Linked DNA regions of Homo sapiens: region 1 is linked to region 2. Evidence: chromatin loops called from intact Hi-C (ENCODE). Cell type or tissue: Caco-2. All regions are shown on one strand. Each heading gives the region's core, and the rest is flanking DNA. Links, peaks and the distances in the headings are about the cores only. Region 1 overlaps TFEC (transcription factor EC). Region 2 has its middle 87 kb from the start of TES.

The links. A loop is a pair of places that touch in the nucleus more often than their neighbours do. Peaks named below come from ENCODE experiments on the same cell type or tissue, not always from the same donor. Only the 100,000 strongest peaks of a DNase experiment are listed, where the experiment ranks them.
Region 1: it touches region 2 in a loop (5-fold over the local background); 2 of 110 quality-filtered maps call a loop at or near these places.

What each region holds. Positions count from the first base shown.
Region 1 is chr7:115,969,281-115,977,682 of GRCh38, reverse strand. TFEC (transcription factor EC) reads left to right here. Exons shown (of 8, transcript NM_012252.4): 3 at 3,427-3,513. Among named protein-coding and RNA genes, the nearest start is that of TFEC, 57 kb to the left of the region's middle. In Caco-2, for the core only: no CTCF peak of the experiment used is centred there; a DNase peak (open chromatin) is centred at 3,142.
Region 2 is chr7:116,118,877-116,127,278 of GRCh38, reverse strand. It overlaps a transcript of TFEC not described here. Among named protein-coding and RNA genes, the nearest start is that of TES, 87 kb to the left of the region's middle. In Caco-2, for the core only: CTCF peaks have their summits at 3,887 and 4,096 (motif pointing right); no DNase peak of the experiment used is centred there.

The DNA of each region.
Region 1 (8,402 bases), core at 66-8,065, 150 kb after region 2:
GATCACAAACATTTTACTGTTCTTTACTCATTCTTTTGTTTTGTATCAGTTTCATGGTTTTATTTATCTTCTGACTGGAGTACTCCTTAAACTGTTTTTAAAAGGTATTTTTGCCTTAAAGTTTCTGAGTTTTTATATCCAAAAAGAATTTAATTTCATCCACATACTTAAAAGATACTTTGTTGGCTATAAATATGTAGGTTCAAAGTTCTTTACCTTTAATATTTCTAGTATTATCCCATTTTCTTCTTGCACTCAGTGTTGTTAAAAAGTTTTGTTCTTTTGTAAACCTTTATTTTCACATATCTGAAAACATAAATGTTTTCCTTTGTCCTTGAATCTTATACTTTCTATGCCTATTATCTCCATTTTTACTTTTGTCAAGCAATTTGCTCTTTCTTTGTATTCTTATGATCTTAATTTATTATTTTGAGGATGCTTACTTGCGGGTTTGTAATTCTTATTTTGTCTGATCTATTAATTCTGTTTCATCTGATACAAAATGGTGTGTTTTTTGTCTTTTTAAAATAACAAATGGATTCTTGGGTTTTTAATTATGGAGATACTTAGAAGTTGTGAAGGTTTTAGGCTGGGTTTTAGATTTTAACATCCATTAAGATAATGGTAAAACTGAAATTAGGGAAAAAAGTAGTCATGTAGGTAGATGACAGAAATGAGGGATAGTAGTGTTAAAGGCAAAGGCACAGCCTCCAAAGGAGGATGTTTCTCATGTAACAAAGAAAAGTTTCTTTCTGGAATAAGGGAAACCTAAGCATGCTTTATAGTCAACATGAAAAATTAAACAGACCGTGTCATTTATGACGTAAGCTTCCAGAGAGAAAATAGATGAATGACTTATGTGTAACTTTTACTGAATCCACTCCAAGTATCCAAATGAAAAGCACTCCTCATAAATTATGTTTAGCAATCTTCTTTCCTCAAATCTTCTTCACATCTGTTCAGTACAAGGTTTTTGCCCGTTTAGTGGTAGAATATAAGTAAAATATCACAAAATAAAAATTCAAGTTTAATAACAATCAATAATTTACTTAAAGAATTTCAGAGACTGGACCAAACAAAAGAAACAAAATATGCACATCTATTAACCTAGCTTCTTTAAAGATCTCTCTGTGCACAAGGATTTAACATCTGACCATGGCTAGAGCTACACCCTCCACTGTAGTACCCATGAACCACATGTGTCTATTTGAATTTAAAGTTAGTACAAATTCAGTAACTTATTTATTTTTATTTTTTGGAGATGGGGTCTCACTCTGTCACCTGGGCTGGAGTGCAGTGGTGCAATCTCTGCTCACTGTAGACTCTGCCTCCGGGGTTCACATGATTCTCCCACCTCAGCCTCCCAAGTAGCTGGGACTACAGGCACACACCACCACGCCTGGCTAATTTTTGTATTTTTCAGTAGAGACAGGGTTTCATCATGTTGGCCAGGCTGGTCTAGAACTCCTGACCTCAAGTGATCTGCATGCCTCAGGCTCCCAAAGTGCTGGGATTGCAGGTGTGAGCCACTGCACCCGGCCAAATTCAGTAACATTTAAAAAAATTAAATGAAATTAAAATTTCATTTTCGCAGTTACACTAACCACATTTCACGTATTTAGTAGTCATATGAGGGCATGTGGTTAGTTATTACTATTAATACATTGGTCATTTCAGATGTAGGACATTCCCATCATTGCAGAAATTTCTACTGGATACCACTGGCCTTGAGGATTCTGTGATGTCAGTTTCTTGCATACTTTTCCACTTCATCTCTAACCGCTCTTGCCTTTGCGCACTCTGCTCTATTCCCATTAGTGCTCATTCTTTCTCAAACATGTTGAACTTGTTCCTACTTTAGGTGTTTCTTATTGTTTTCCCAAGGATGACCCTTTCCCATGTTAATCTTATGTCTGTTCAAATGTCAGTAAATCTTCTCTGATGCACTTTATAAAATAACAACCATTTTCATCAAGCCGTATCCTCTACCTGCTTTAATTTCCTCAGCCCACTATTTGTTATTAAGCTGTTTATGGGTCTGTTTCCTTAAGACTTTGAGCTGCATAAGAGGAAGAATTTCCTGCTGTTGGCTATGGTAGCTCCAGTTCTAACCACAAGATCTCACAGTAAACATTGCTTAATTAATATTTGTTAAGATATGAATAGTGTTCCATATTTTTTGGAGTATCTTAGTAGAATTCTCCGAACACTCAATTCTCTTAAGTTCCTAGATATCTTGCTTTGAAGATAACATCAATAGAATTATAAAATATTTTTCCATATCTATTAGAGTGTACTCCTGACTGTATCTGCATATATCATGGGAAATTCACAGTACTGTAGTTATATAAATAAAACATTCACAATATATTTGAGTTTATATCACATTTAAAAATTTAACTAAATGGAATATGATGGAAGCAAAGAGAGCTAGAGCAGAGAGAGAGAAAGAGAGAGAGAGAGAAGCAACCATTTTTTTAAACATATAAACTTTAAAAATCTCCCCTAGCTAAAGTACAGAAGGGAAGGAAAGTTTCTATTTTAGAAAAGAACTGAGAAAGGAAATAGAAAGCCAATAAGATTTGGACTATAGAGCCAAATTTCTAGGATGTCAGTCCTTCCTCCACCACTCACTCACTATATAATCTGGGACAAATTATTGAATTTTTTTCTCTCAGTTTCCTTTTCTATATAGCAAAGTACTCATTTCATTGAGTGATTATAAGTATTAAATGAATGATGTATGTAAAGCACTTAGAAGCATGCCTGGTACCTCTCATGCACTATAAAAGTGATTTTTATTGTTACTATTTAAAATGTTCATAATTATTGCTGTTTTTGTTATTGCTATTGCTATTACCTATTATTATTGGTCTTTAGAGAAGGTAGGATGAAATGTTTCCGTCTCTTCTATATCTACAGGAATGTACTGGGTAATATTTAACCATGAATATTTAGATATCCACATGTAAGATGCAATCAGAACATTTTAAAAGAAAAATAAAGTTTGTAGAAAGTAATCTCTGTACATATTAACTATAGGGACCCTATCTGCCTTGAGATATTTCATGATAACCACTCTATTTATGTAGATACTGATTTCCAAGAGACTAGCCCAGGGTGATTTGTCAAGTTGTCACCTGTCAGCCTTTGGACACAAATGCAAGAAAAAGCAACAGACCAAAGATTGTCAGGATTCCTGCATTTTCAATGCTAAAGTAATCTGTGTTTTTATATATATATATATATATATATATATATATATATATATATATAATATTGAGGTTTTATATATATGTATATATAACCTCAATTTAAATTGTCTAAAAACTTTTAAAGATTGCTAGAATTTTTCTCTCTGTTTTCAGACTGAAGCACAACTTTTATCATTATGTACAATATTCTAAATGTATTATATTTTGCTAGATGGAGGACGTTATTGAGGATATAATCGGTATGGAATCAAGTTTTAAAGAGGAAGGAGCAGACTCTCCTCTGCTAATGCAAAGAACAGTAAGTGCTTTCAGACCCAAGAAGGTCATTGAAACAGAAATGAATACACTCTGATAATAAAAATATTTGATTAGCAACTGGTGCTTTTTTCTGCACTTTTTAAACAGACAAGATAAAAGATGAATACTAGAAAATATTTATTGGTGCAGAAAAAAAGGTTATCTAATGGTTGAAGAATATAGTGCTTGTACTAATCTCTCTCTCTGTCTCTCTCTGTCTAATCCTATATACATGCATCTAACTATATATCTAATTTGCTAGCATTTTCTGTAAGGAATTTAATCTTTAGATTTTCTATTTTAAGCACAGCAAGTAATCAAACACTCTTAAAAGGTCATGACTAAATTTTGACTATTTTACCATGACTAATACAGCTTTCAGATTTAGAGGCTCTATACCTTTGTAGAAGAAAGAAAATATTACAACAATGAAAAATATAAATTTACTTCTAAGCCAATAGCCAGAGGTTAAAGTCAAATCGAAAAAGATAGAACAGGCCTCACCCTCCTTTAAAGTATGTAGAAAGACTTCTATGTTGAAATCAGTACAAATTCCTGCAATATGAAGGGATAGTGTATTATCTCCTATTTGCTTGCTATGCGCCTTCTGATTGTTCATTTATGAATCATAAAAATGTTATCTGTAAAGGGTGTGTAAGCTCTTTCAACATATTTTGAAGGATTATTGTTTGTTTGTTTACAGTTTACAATCTTTTAGAGAACAGGAGAAAAAAGAATCTCAAAGATCGCAATTGAATTGTTACTTTAAATATTTAATTTAAAAAAAGTGAATTCTGACTATATTGAGTTGTGGACTATTCATCTATAAGTCAATAGGCTAGACTACATTATGATGGATGTTTTCAATTTAGGGCCTAGAAAAAAAATGGTGGAAGCATCCCTTTTTTCTGTATCAATTCTTAAGTAGACTATCTAATGAGAGAAGTGTCTCTTTCTCCTTTTCTCTAGTATGCAGGACCTCCACATAGTGCTAGTCAAGTCACCAGTACTAACTCTACCTGCTAAATATCAGATGAGGTTTCAAATCTGTTTTTTGTTGCAGGATTTTTTTTCAGTTTTCATTTTTTTAAATATAGAATGATGACTCTACCTTTTTTCTCTTCAGATTTCAAGTAGCCATAGTGACATGAAAACTAATTCTCTAGATACATTTGATATTAATGCTAATATCTCCCTTTCTAATTTCACAGCATGAGGATCCTATTTTCTTAAGCAATATTCAACTTCTGAGCTTGAGGAAATGATATTAATTTCCTGCAGCCTTCTCTTCTTTGTACATGGTACTTACTTCATTGAAATTGTATACTGAAACATTCTCTGTCAAATTATCTACTTGTTTTGTAGAGTCTTTGTAGAATGGTTTACTCAGTAAAAAATTGGTGATGAATTTCATTGGGAATATGTGTTTGATATACACAATGTACTTTTACATAGATGGATACTACTGGTCTAAGTGTATTTACATAAAGAAATATCTGCTGTTAACTAACCAAAGATAACTGATAATTTAGATCCACATGTAAAACAAAGCAGTTCAATTAACCAAATATTTACTGAATACTTATTATATGTAAAGCATAATATTCACACAATATGAGACTGCAAGTTGAGTGAGGCACAATTCACATGTCAAGAGATGACAATATAATGGGGTAGCACAATGAGTTGTACCTGAGAGAGGGCGGGAAAGAATGTGGAACTTGGGTCAAACCCATTTCTAGTCCAGACATTGTGCAAATCACGTAACCTGCCTTTGCTTTGGTATCTATTTCTGTATTATGGGAATAATGAAAAATATTGGTCTCTGAAGGCTGTTTTAATTGATATCTTATAGACTACATGTGTTCATTTTGAATGCTAGTCAGAGATTTGCTCTGCAGCTCAAATGAAGGAGAAACCATGAGAAAGTGAGAATTTTTGGAAGTCCTTTAGAAAGAGGTGATGTTTGAAATATAGTTATGAAGTACTGTATAGTTAAGATTTTAAGAGATAGACATGAAGGCAGAAAAGTAGCAAGTTAAGAGAACAACATAAGGCAAGAAGTGAGAAAAAAGAGAATGTACAAGAATAGCTGGTAGAATAGGGGTAGGAAACTCTGAAGGATTTTTATAGTTTATGTAGATAAAAGCAAAGACTTGTTAGATTCAGAAAAAAGCTTTGAGTAAGTATATTAGCCAGTGAACTTTTGGTTGCAGGTGGTTAACCTGACTCATAAGGGGCTTAAGCATGAAAGGAATTTATTGGTTCATGCCATCTAAAAATCCCTAAGTAATATTGTATGTGGGCATCCCTTTGTAAATTTGTCTCTGTTTTCTTCTGTGCTGGCTTTATTCTCAGCCATTGAACAGACACTGTCATAGCCTATTCCCAGCCATGCATACACTTTTTTCTTGCTAACCTAGTTTTTTTTCAGACATCCATTCCTTCACAAGAAAGAGGAAGTTTCTGATTAATTTAAACCAATTCTGGTGGCCCCATTTCCTTTGCCAGAGATTGTTTTAAGAATGGGCTTGTGCTGCAATTCTGGCAAGTTGAGCAGGATACTGAGACCTGCTTGGAAGTTTTCTTCAGTCTGTAATTTCAAGAAAGAGAAGGCTTTTTGCTTCTCCATGATTTATGGGGCTTCTGTAGCCTTTTTTTTCCCCCCAAAAGGTAGATAAAGTGAGGAAAAACAAAAGAAACAAAGGGAAAGAGAAAATCAACAGATATGGAAAGAAATGCTGCTTATATGCCCCTGGAGAATTATTTTGCCTATGGATATGTAAGGTTTTTTTTTTCTTTATTTTATAAGCCAATTATATCAGGATTTTCTGATTCTCAAAAACAAATGCATCCTAATGGAAACATTCAGTTAGTACGGGATACCTAAGAGGAAGTATTTTTCTTCTTAGTTCCAGTTAAAGCTCTGAGATAATGGAGCAGCTTCTGTCACATATCTATTTCTAAGCCAATGTCTCTGGGTCTTGGGCCTACCCTAGAGCTGTGGCTTGAACAGCCCTCCACAACAAATTGCCCAGACTAAGAGTGAGAACCAAGAAAGCAGTAGTCGTTACCCAAGCAAATGTGAATGGATTCTAGTCAGGCTAAATTAACAGATGTTTATTAAAATAAGCTTCAAAAATGAGAATATTTACCAATAATTATTATTATGTTTACCTACTATATGACATGGGTTGTCTGCGTTAGTCCATTTTACATTTCCATAAAGGAATACCTAAGGCTGGGTACTTTTTAAAGAAAAGGGGATTATTTGCCTCACGGCTCTGCAGACTGTATACGTGAAGCATTACCCTGGTATCTGCTTCTGGTGAGGGCCTCAGGAAGCTTTTAGTCATGGCAGAAAGGAAGGGGAGCCAGAGTGTCACATGGTGAGAGAGGGAGCAAGAGAGAGGGGAGAAGTTGCCATGCTCTTTTAAATAACTAGCTCCTATGTGAATAATTGTCCTAGTTCATTATCTAAAGCTAGCCCTACCATTTGTGTCTGGGATCCCTTCCAAAGGACTTTTCTTCTCTAAATAGCTCCTCCTTCTAGATCATGAATATATGCTGATCTACTGTATTATAAATATCAGCATTTATCAATCTTTAATAACACTCACTAAAAGCAAACCTAACCAAACAGCACCCTTTAAACGCATTTCCTCTCTGGCTACTAGGCTATTTCATGACTCCTTTACATACAGACACAAAAAAACTCACTGCCCCCATTTTCTCCCTGCCTCGACTTCCTTCCCTCTCATTCTCTCCTCCCCAATAGGGCTTTTGTCCTCACAATTCTAAAAGGGCTCTGAAAACCAATCAATAGCAAGCCAATCAATAGCAATCAATAGCAAACTAATCCAGTAGCAAATTCTCCATTGTCACCTGACTTGGCTCCTCAGTGGCATTTAACATGGTTCACCACTTCCTTCTTCTTGAAGAGCTATCTGGGGTTCTGTGGATTCTCTGATTTTTCACTCATTTTACTGGTTCTTTTTCTTCTCACAGATGTCTAAATTCTGGAGTGTCCTAAGGCTCAGTCTTTGGTCCTCTTTTCTCATATATCAATACATGTCCTATAGGTAACATCAACACATCTCTAGCCTAGATCAATCCCCTATATGCCAGACTTATATATTCTACTGCTTACTTGATATCTTTTGTGGTTCTAACAGGTATCTTAAACATAGCATGGCTGAAAAGAAGTCCTTCCTCCAAAATCTGCTTTTAGTTGATGTGAAAGAAACAAACAAAAATGGTCATTCTTTGCTTTTCTCTCTCTTACTCCCATACTCACATCTATCAATATGTTTTTGTAATCTACATCCAAGATTTCCAGAATCTCACAGGTTCCTATCATGTCCTCTTGTAAAACAAGTTCCATCATCTCTCCCTACAGCCACAGGCTCTGACCTAGCTTTCCTGCTACATTTTGTTCCCTTACAGCTGTTCTTCACAGAGCAGCCAGAATAATCTTCCTAAAGAAATAATCAGATCCTGTTTCTCCTTGCTTAACATTTTATTAACTTTCTGAAATATTCGGAATATAATCCAGACACTTTATTATAGTCAGCACTTCCCTTTGACTTCAGGGTCTGGATTCAATGGCATCCTTTCTCCTCAAACATGACAGGAATATTATCATCTTACAACCATTGCACTTCCTTTGCTTAGTTTGGAATGCTTTTGTCTCAGATCTTTGCATGGTTACCTCTTTATGATTCAGATCTTTAGTCAATGTCAGCTTGTCAAAGGGGCCTTTCACAATTACCCTAACTCCATGACTCCTCAAATCAATGTCTTATTTTATTTACCCTCTGACTTATGAGTAGTGTAACACAAATGATCTTCTTTATTACTGCATTTACCTATTTATTCTATGCTTCCCCC
Region 2 (8,402 bases), core at 254-8,253:
CTAAAAATACAAAAAATTAGCTGGGCGTGGTGGCGGGTGCCTGTAGTCCCAGCTACTCGGGAGGCTGAGGCAGGAGAATGGCGTGAACCCAGGAGGCAGAGCTTGCAGTGAACCGAGATCGCGCCACTGCACTCCAGCCTGGGTGGAGTGCAGACTCCGTCTCAAAAACAAAAAACAAAAAACAAAAACAAAAACCAAAGCCCAGACATGTACTGTTTTCAGGAGCTTCATCTAAGTCAAAACCAGTCAGAAAGGTTGAAATTAAGGTAAAGCCCAATAAACTAGAATCTACTACCATTGGAGATTTGGAAGAAATCCGTATTTGGCAATATTTATTTATTTAATTTATTTTGTCGAAGGGTTCTTTTTTCAGGAGTCCTTCATTCTCTTGTCCCAATATCTGGACAGGTTGTTTTGTGTACCCAGGGGACAGTGGTTCTTTAGGTATCATTTGTTCTCTTTTTGTTGAAATAGTTTTTATTTTTTCAATCTCACCCTGCTCCTTTTTTGTTTCCTCCCTCAATTGACTGGGGTATATCATTCAGTGGTGGATCAAAGGAGTGTAAAAGGGAAATAAAATTTTAAGATGTCACCTTTTTGAATATGTCCTTTTTTCTATCCACGCTCCTCCCTAATTACTAATTTAATAATTATATACTAAAAGTCATTTTCTCTCAGATTTTGAAAGTGTATTGCTATTGTGTTCTTTTTTCACTAAAATTTCTTGATAGTGTTCCTTTTTTCATCTCTTGGGCTGGGTGCTTGATGGCCTTTTCCATCTGGAAACTAATGAGCTTCAGTTCTAAAAATAATGTCTTTATTCTTTGTTCATCCCTTTGCCCTCTTTATTTTCTTTTTGGGACTCCTATTAGTTTACTTAATGTTATACTTCCATGATTGAACCTCTATCTTACTTTTTCCCTTCTTTTATTTCCATCAACCTCTTTTATTTCTGCATTTTAAGATAGTCCCTTACATTTATTTAGTGAGTAAAAAATTGATTTGTCCATTTTTAGTGCATCTGGATTTTTATTTCATAAAAGATATTGTTTTATTTTGAGGTTATCAATTTCAGGCTTTGTTTTTTTCTTTTATCCCCTGAACACATTTTCTCATTTTCTTCTGAGTTTTTTTCCTTATACCTTTCTTATTGGGAGATTTTTATACTGCTTGGCTTAAATTCTCCAATGTGTAAATCCCTATCATATTTGAAGAGGACCAAATGCAGGGTGGGGATGTGGGAAGCTAGCTGATCCTAGTCACATTTTCTCATGATCTGTTTTCACTACTGGGCCTCTGTGGTATCAGGGTGGCTCTCCTTGCTGTCCTGTACAAGCTCTGAGATTTCAGTTTGCTCAGTTCTTTCATACTGGCTCTTGATGGTTTGCAAATCACAACTTAGCTTTCATCTCAATTGTTTAATATTGTTAACTGTCAGCTGGATATTTTCTTCTGAAAGGCACTTCAAGCTGCAAATATGTCTTACTGAAGTTGTCCAATCCCCGGAGGCACCAACCTTACCCTCTTTTGGTCTTCGTTTCTCTAAATGGCATTAGTTTTGAGTTCATCCTTGATAGCTCTTTATATTTAATTGAATCAACCAAGTCTCAGTCAATTTTCTTTTTTCTGTGTAGGATCTTTTGGAATTGTCCCTTCCACTCTATCTCGGTCACTACCATACATTCCGCCAACATTACCTCTTTCCTAAACTAATGTATTCTCCATGCTTCCTTATTCAAGACCAATTCATGCATTGCTACCTAATTGTTCCAAAGCACAACCATGATGGTCTTAGCTGCTCAAAAATTTCGATGATTCTTAGTTTGATAGATTAAAGCCAAATTTCTTAACTTGGAATTTAATATCTTCCATACTCTAGTTCTAAGTCAGCTTTCCAACATCATTGCCTATTGTTTCATGTCACATTTTCTATACATCATACTAAAAGGAATGAACTAAGTTCTCACACCCATCCTTGCTTTATCAACTCAGTGCCTTTGTATGTGATAAGTCTGCCTCCAATGCTTTCTCTAATACCCTGCAACCCTGCATATTTAAACCACACCTGCATTTTAAGATAAATCACAGATTATACTTCTTTCATCAAGTAATTTCATCTTTATTGAGGTACCTGCTGTCCATTTCTTATTATACTCACTGTTGCTGAGGGCCAGTTGAGTAATGGATTTACTTTGTACTCACAAAACATCTTATAACATCTTTCTAATTGTGGGCCTTCAGTATTTGTTGAAGTATGAAAATTCAGGCTGTCTGCATAATATGTGGTATAGTTTCTTAAAAATTAATTACAGAATTATTATCTATTGAATACATGTGGATCTTCTCACCCTAGTAAGATACTTGAGGATATAATGCAGGCCATTTGCATTCTTTGTTTACCTCTACCATAGCTTGCACAGTGCCTTGCATACATAGTGCTCTTTTATGGTAAAACAGCAATATATACAGCATAGAAGTAATTGTCCTTCTATGATGCCTTTGAAAATGTCAGTTTGAAAAATTGGGGGAAAATTTACATAGGAGAAGCATTTTCTTTCCTCTCCTCAAGATAGAGTCAGTTGCTACCCCTTAAAATAGTCTAATTATTTTACTGGAGACCTAGTTATAAAACTACTTGCAGTTGCACTAGAAATAGAATTCTGGTGACACTTAATGAGATTTTTCAAGTTCACATTACTTATTCTGCAGACTTCTTCATTTGAGTAGATTATTTAATATTTTATTTGTTTTATTATTCACATTTTAGGGGTAAAATATTTCCATTCACATTCAAAGTTGGTTGAATTATACGCCAAAGTTTGATTGCATAGAACTTTCTCCCAGTCTTGCTATTTCCAGTGTGCAGTTGCCTAACGTATCTGTAATTCACATCCCTGGAGCAGATTTTATGCTGCTGCCCAAGAAGTAAAACTTTGTCCTACCTTAGAATGCAAGTTAACATTTCATTACCTGTTTAATAACAATTTCTTTTTTCCCCCGTTTTTCCCTCTCTTTGTCTGAGTGAGCTCCTTTCACTGTCTGCACCCAAAGTAACTATATTCCATTAAAAACTTTCGTGGTTATATTATACTATATGTTTTGGAATATGTTTAAATGTATCCTGGCATTTTGGGAGATAACTTTTCAATTTGTCACTGGCATTTTACATAATAAAGGTGGATAAAATTAATCTTTTTCCACTCATGGAATATAGTTCCAGCAATCTTTCCCCACTCTGTACTCTCCTTCTTCTTTCCTTGTCACTTACCCATAGACAACTAAAAGTCCTTTAATTGCAGGAATTCTAATCTATCCATTTCTATATCAGTCATTTATTCTTTGAGCTCTTGTGTTATGTTTAATATCATGCTAAGATTTGTGGCAGATATAGACACATTTAAACCATGGAACTTCCTTTGCAGACATAATACTTATAAAACAATTAGACAATAATTAAATCATAAACTTGGTGTTAATAACCATGAATGTAAGAACTTAGAGAAGAAGGAAGTGAACATGATAGGAGTAGTAGGGGAAAAGTTATGAAAAGGTGGAATTTGAGTTTGATAAAAGTACTCAGAAATAGATAAAAAGGGCAGTTGTGTTTGAGATTTGAGTGTGGTGAAGCATCAATAAAGAAAAGTACCCAGTGGGCAGTCATTATGTTTGCAAAAGTGGAGTGTGGGGATATGCGGGTTAGACCAGGCTTGATATAAGTGACAACAGGATCCACGTAAGCATTCAATTTTTTTTTTGTAGGGAAGTGGCATGACAAAAATGATGTTTAAACCCACTATTTCAGGCAAGACTCAGAAGGGCTTGTGGTGTATCATAAAAGATGAGGAACTCAAAAGATGACAAAGTAGCTAATTGCAAAGATTAAAGGTAACTGCAAATAGAATGCTTTCAAGACAAACTAGAATCATAAACTAAGAGAAACTGACTCAGAATGAAAGAAAAAGGAGAGGTTGGATCCAAGGGACAAAAGGAGAGGCTTCAGTGTTTCAATGTTACCTTACGTTCTTGCAACAAACCCCCAATATTTTTGAATTTCAATGCATCTTGTTCAAGTGCAGTTATCTTGCTGGGGCCACTAGGTGGTGATCTTTGTTAGTTGGTAACTTGTAGTTTTTTAAAAAAATGTGAGTTCAGCAATTGCTTGTTTTTGTTTCACACAATCCCTGATATATAACATTCATAACTATGGATATATGTTCATTAATGTTTTCCTTTCTCTGTTTTTTTCTTTTTGATTTGTACTCTCAAGTAAGATGGGGGGATTGGTTAAAAAAATGTAGATCTCAGTTCTCACGCTTGTTTGGCTACTTGGCATTTCCCAACCCTGGGCACTGCTCTAAGGGAGAATGAAGCGGGAAAGGGCATCTATTACATAGCTGACATTTATTGTAGTCATCCACTAGAATTTCCACACTAACACCAGTGTTGGCCACAATGAGGAAAGTGGGGGGAAGGGGCATAGGCAGCTGGGCTAAATAATCATTCACTTGCCATCACCTTGTTCCAGTCGTCCTTAACCTTCATTGCTTCTACTTGCCCTAGAACCTCATCTTCTGCTTCTTATATGCTGGAGTTCATATGCTAAGCCAATGGTTACTTCCTCCAAGTTGAAGAAAGCCTGCTACCTGGCAGATAAAAAGGAATATAACTTGCTAAAGGGCCTGGTACATAGCAGACACTGCCAATGCTTGTTGAATGAGTGATTCAGTGATGAATGAATGAACAAGCATCACTAATGCAGTAGAGGGAAGAGATGTCTTGGTCCCAGAATGCTGAATGCATGTTTCCATGGAAATCTTTTAAAACGTGTAGTGTGCTGTTCAGTGTTACGGGAGCAGGTGTGTATGGCTTACCTGATTTCTTAGACCCCACTTACATAGAAACCTAACCACCATGGCTAACATTGCTCCATAGGAAAATGCTTTTTGAGTTCCAAACATTGAACTTATTAATGAACTTTTGCTAACCTGTGACTTTATAACAAGTTCTTATTAAATGAAATAATAGCACAGTTCATAAAAGTCACTTCTGAAGTGCTTAATCACAGTAACATGTAATTAACAGTAAAGGCTTAAAGTGCAAACAGGGGTCTTATCTATCCAAACACTTTTTTAATGCCAAGTTTCCTGATGATCTTTAATAAACCCTTGCAATTGTAACAACAATTACAATTTCAGTGGCTTCAGTAAGTCTGAAGACTCCTCCATAATTTATTTCCAACATTTCCCTGTAGAGAAGAAATTCTGGGCACCTAGCTACAGCTATACATTTGTTACCTGTTCGGAAAATTAGGTTGTCAATTCACTCTTTAGTAGAAGAAAGGAAGGTTATTTCCTTTCCTCCCAATAGCTACATTTTAATGAATTTTTTATTTTACTGATTTATTCTTGAGTGCTTTTTCCTTTCCATTTGACCTTTTGGACCAATCAGGGCTTTTAGCCAAGGATCAAAGGAATTTGAGTCCTGGCTTAGGCAAATCCCAGACTCATTTCTTTTACCTTATTTCCCTGTCTTATCTCTATCTGAAAAAGATAATCGTCACATAATATTAATCATTTGGCACCCTGACCTCTGAAATAGTGAGTCTGTAAAACAAAATTTCTGGATAGCAAGTCAATATATTTTAATGCCACTATGTCTTAAAATAGTAATTTGCTTCTATATATTTATTTTTTGTTGAAGTGAAATTCACATAACCTAAAACTCACCATCTTAACTATTTTAAAGTGTACAATTTAAGGACTTCCAGTACATTCACAATGATGTCAACCATCATCACTATCTAATTGCAGAATATTTTCGTCACCCCAGAGAGAAACTCCGTGTCCATTAGCAGGTACTCCCCATTTCTCCCTCCTTCCAGCTTCTGACAACCACTAATTGGCTTTTTGTTTCTATGAATTTGCCTATTCTGGACATTTCATGTATGTGGCTTTTGCAATATGTGGCAAAATGCAGCTTTCTGTATCTGGCTTCTTTTACTTAATGTAATATATTCAAGGTTCATTTATGTTGTAACATTAATGGTATTTTATTCCTTTTTATGGATGAATAATATTCCATTGAGGGTATATACCTCATTTTGCAGATTTATTCATTCATTGATAAACATTTGGGGCTGTTTTTACTTTTTTGGCTCTTATGAATGATCCTGCTATGAACATTTGTGTATAAGATTAGTTTGACCATTTGTTTTCAATTCTCTTGGGTGTATACTTAGAAGAGCAATTGCTGAGTCACATGGCAATACTCTAACTTTTTGAGCAACCTACTTTTATTTTTACATATAATAATACTGGTTATCCTTCTGAAAGTTATTAGGTAGGGTTTTTTATAGAACCAGTAAATATTACAGGCACATGATGCATTGGACTGGAACACAATTTATTAGCTCTTATAGCTTTAATCAATAGTTGAGGCCCCAAAGACAGAGTTATTTAGATAGTGAAGATATAAAATGGCATTTCTTCAATCAAAATTACTGAACTATACCTCTCCCTATTCTGTGCTTTCATTCAACAAATATTCTTTGGGTCCCAGCAGTACATTAAGCACTATTTAGGAACTGTGAACACAGGCAAAAGACAAAACAAATTCTATGCTAATGAAACTATGTTTAAGAAAGCAAATAAATAATTTTAGATATGCATAAGTCCTATGGAGAAAATGATGCAGGGAGCTGGCATGCAGTCTCTATCACAGACTGTAAGGACAGTGCTTCTCAAATTTTAGTGTGCATGAGAGTCATCTGGGGATGTTATTAAAATGCAGATTCAAATTCAGTAAGTCTTGGGTGGCGCATGAAATTCTGTCTTTCCAACAAATTCCCAGGTGATGCCATGCTGCTATGAATGGGCAGAAAAAGCCTGACTGAACTAGTGACTTTTCAGTGAAGATGTGAATGTGGAGTGTGCATCAAGAGCCATCCAAGTCAAAATCTAGGAAAAGAAAATTCCATGGAGAGAAAGGAGCTTTTGCAAAGGTTCCATGGAGGGAGAAGTCTTGGTTATCCGAGAAAAAGTTATATGGAATAGCAGCCCATCTTCTTCCCTGAAACACAGGGGTTCTACAAACACAGAACAAGCTAGAAAGCATTTGACTCCCTGTTATACCAGTCACAGCCTATTCTCCACCAACAAATGTAAGAATTCATTCCCAGGCCCAGGTGCAACTTTGCATCAGTTTTCTTTATCTTACCGAATATATTTTTGCAAAAAAATCCTCTTCTCTCATAACATTCACTGCAGCTCTAATTTCTTTTTAATGTTTGGTTACTTTTTTTTTTTTTATCTTGTCTGTTTTACTTAACATTGTAAGCATTTCCAATGTAATTAACTATTCTGAACCATGACTTTATATGGATGTATCAAGCTATATTTAGAAATTCCTGGATTTATATAGTTTCCACTGTTTAAATTCCTTTTGGGAGAAGTATTTCAAACAAGACTATGATAAATTTTATTGTATATAAACCTAAGCCATATCTCTGATTAACTCTTTAGATTTAAAAAATATAATAACTGGATTTTGGTAAATAAAATGTAATTACCCTCTAGAAAAATTGTTCAAATTTTTACATTTATATTATCGGTGAATAGTCCTCATTTCCACTTCATTTACCTCCCATATTAACTGGCTAGTGTAATCATTTTATTTAACTTTTTAATGACATACAATTTACATACAATAAAATTCACACTTTTAAAGTGTATAATTCAGTGTTTTTTTAACATATATTCAAAATATTGTACGTATGATTTGGTTAATTCATTAAATTTATTGTGTTTAAGCTCTCATTTCATTTTTCTTGTTGTTTCTCAGAGATTTTCTATGTAGTTATTTGTATCATTTACAATTAATAAATGCATATTTTAAAATTAATTTTAATTCATATTTATCTTTCCAGACCTATTGCATTGGCTAGATCCATGTTTTTCTCAATTATTGCTAATACTATTTTTCTGTATAATGTAGTTTAGGGGTATTTGTTTTCAAGTCAAATGTGTCTGGGTTAAATATACCACTTCTTAAATGTGTAGCATGGGGCAAATTGCTTATGATTGTTGAGTTTCAGCTTCTCTATTTGGTAAAAATGGGAAGCATTAATAAATTTATTGAAGGATATAAAAAATAAAATGCTTAGCAAAGTGCTTAATGTGTGGTAGATATTGATTCATTTTTCATTGACTTTCTAAAGATCAATGCTGCTCAGGAAATAAAATCAGGTAAAGATGATCCACAATAAAATGCTTGTGCTAATATTAAATTATGCTCATATAAATACTGTTGTCATTGAAAGTTTTTTGTAGAAATCCTTGAGCTAGACTTTTTGACACAGATAGTTATTTTATTATGCTGCCGACCTATAACCAGGATCCCATTTA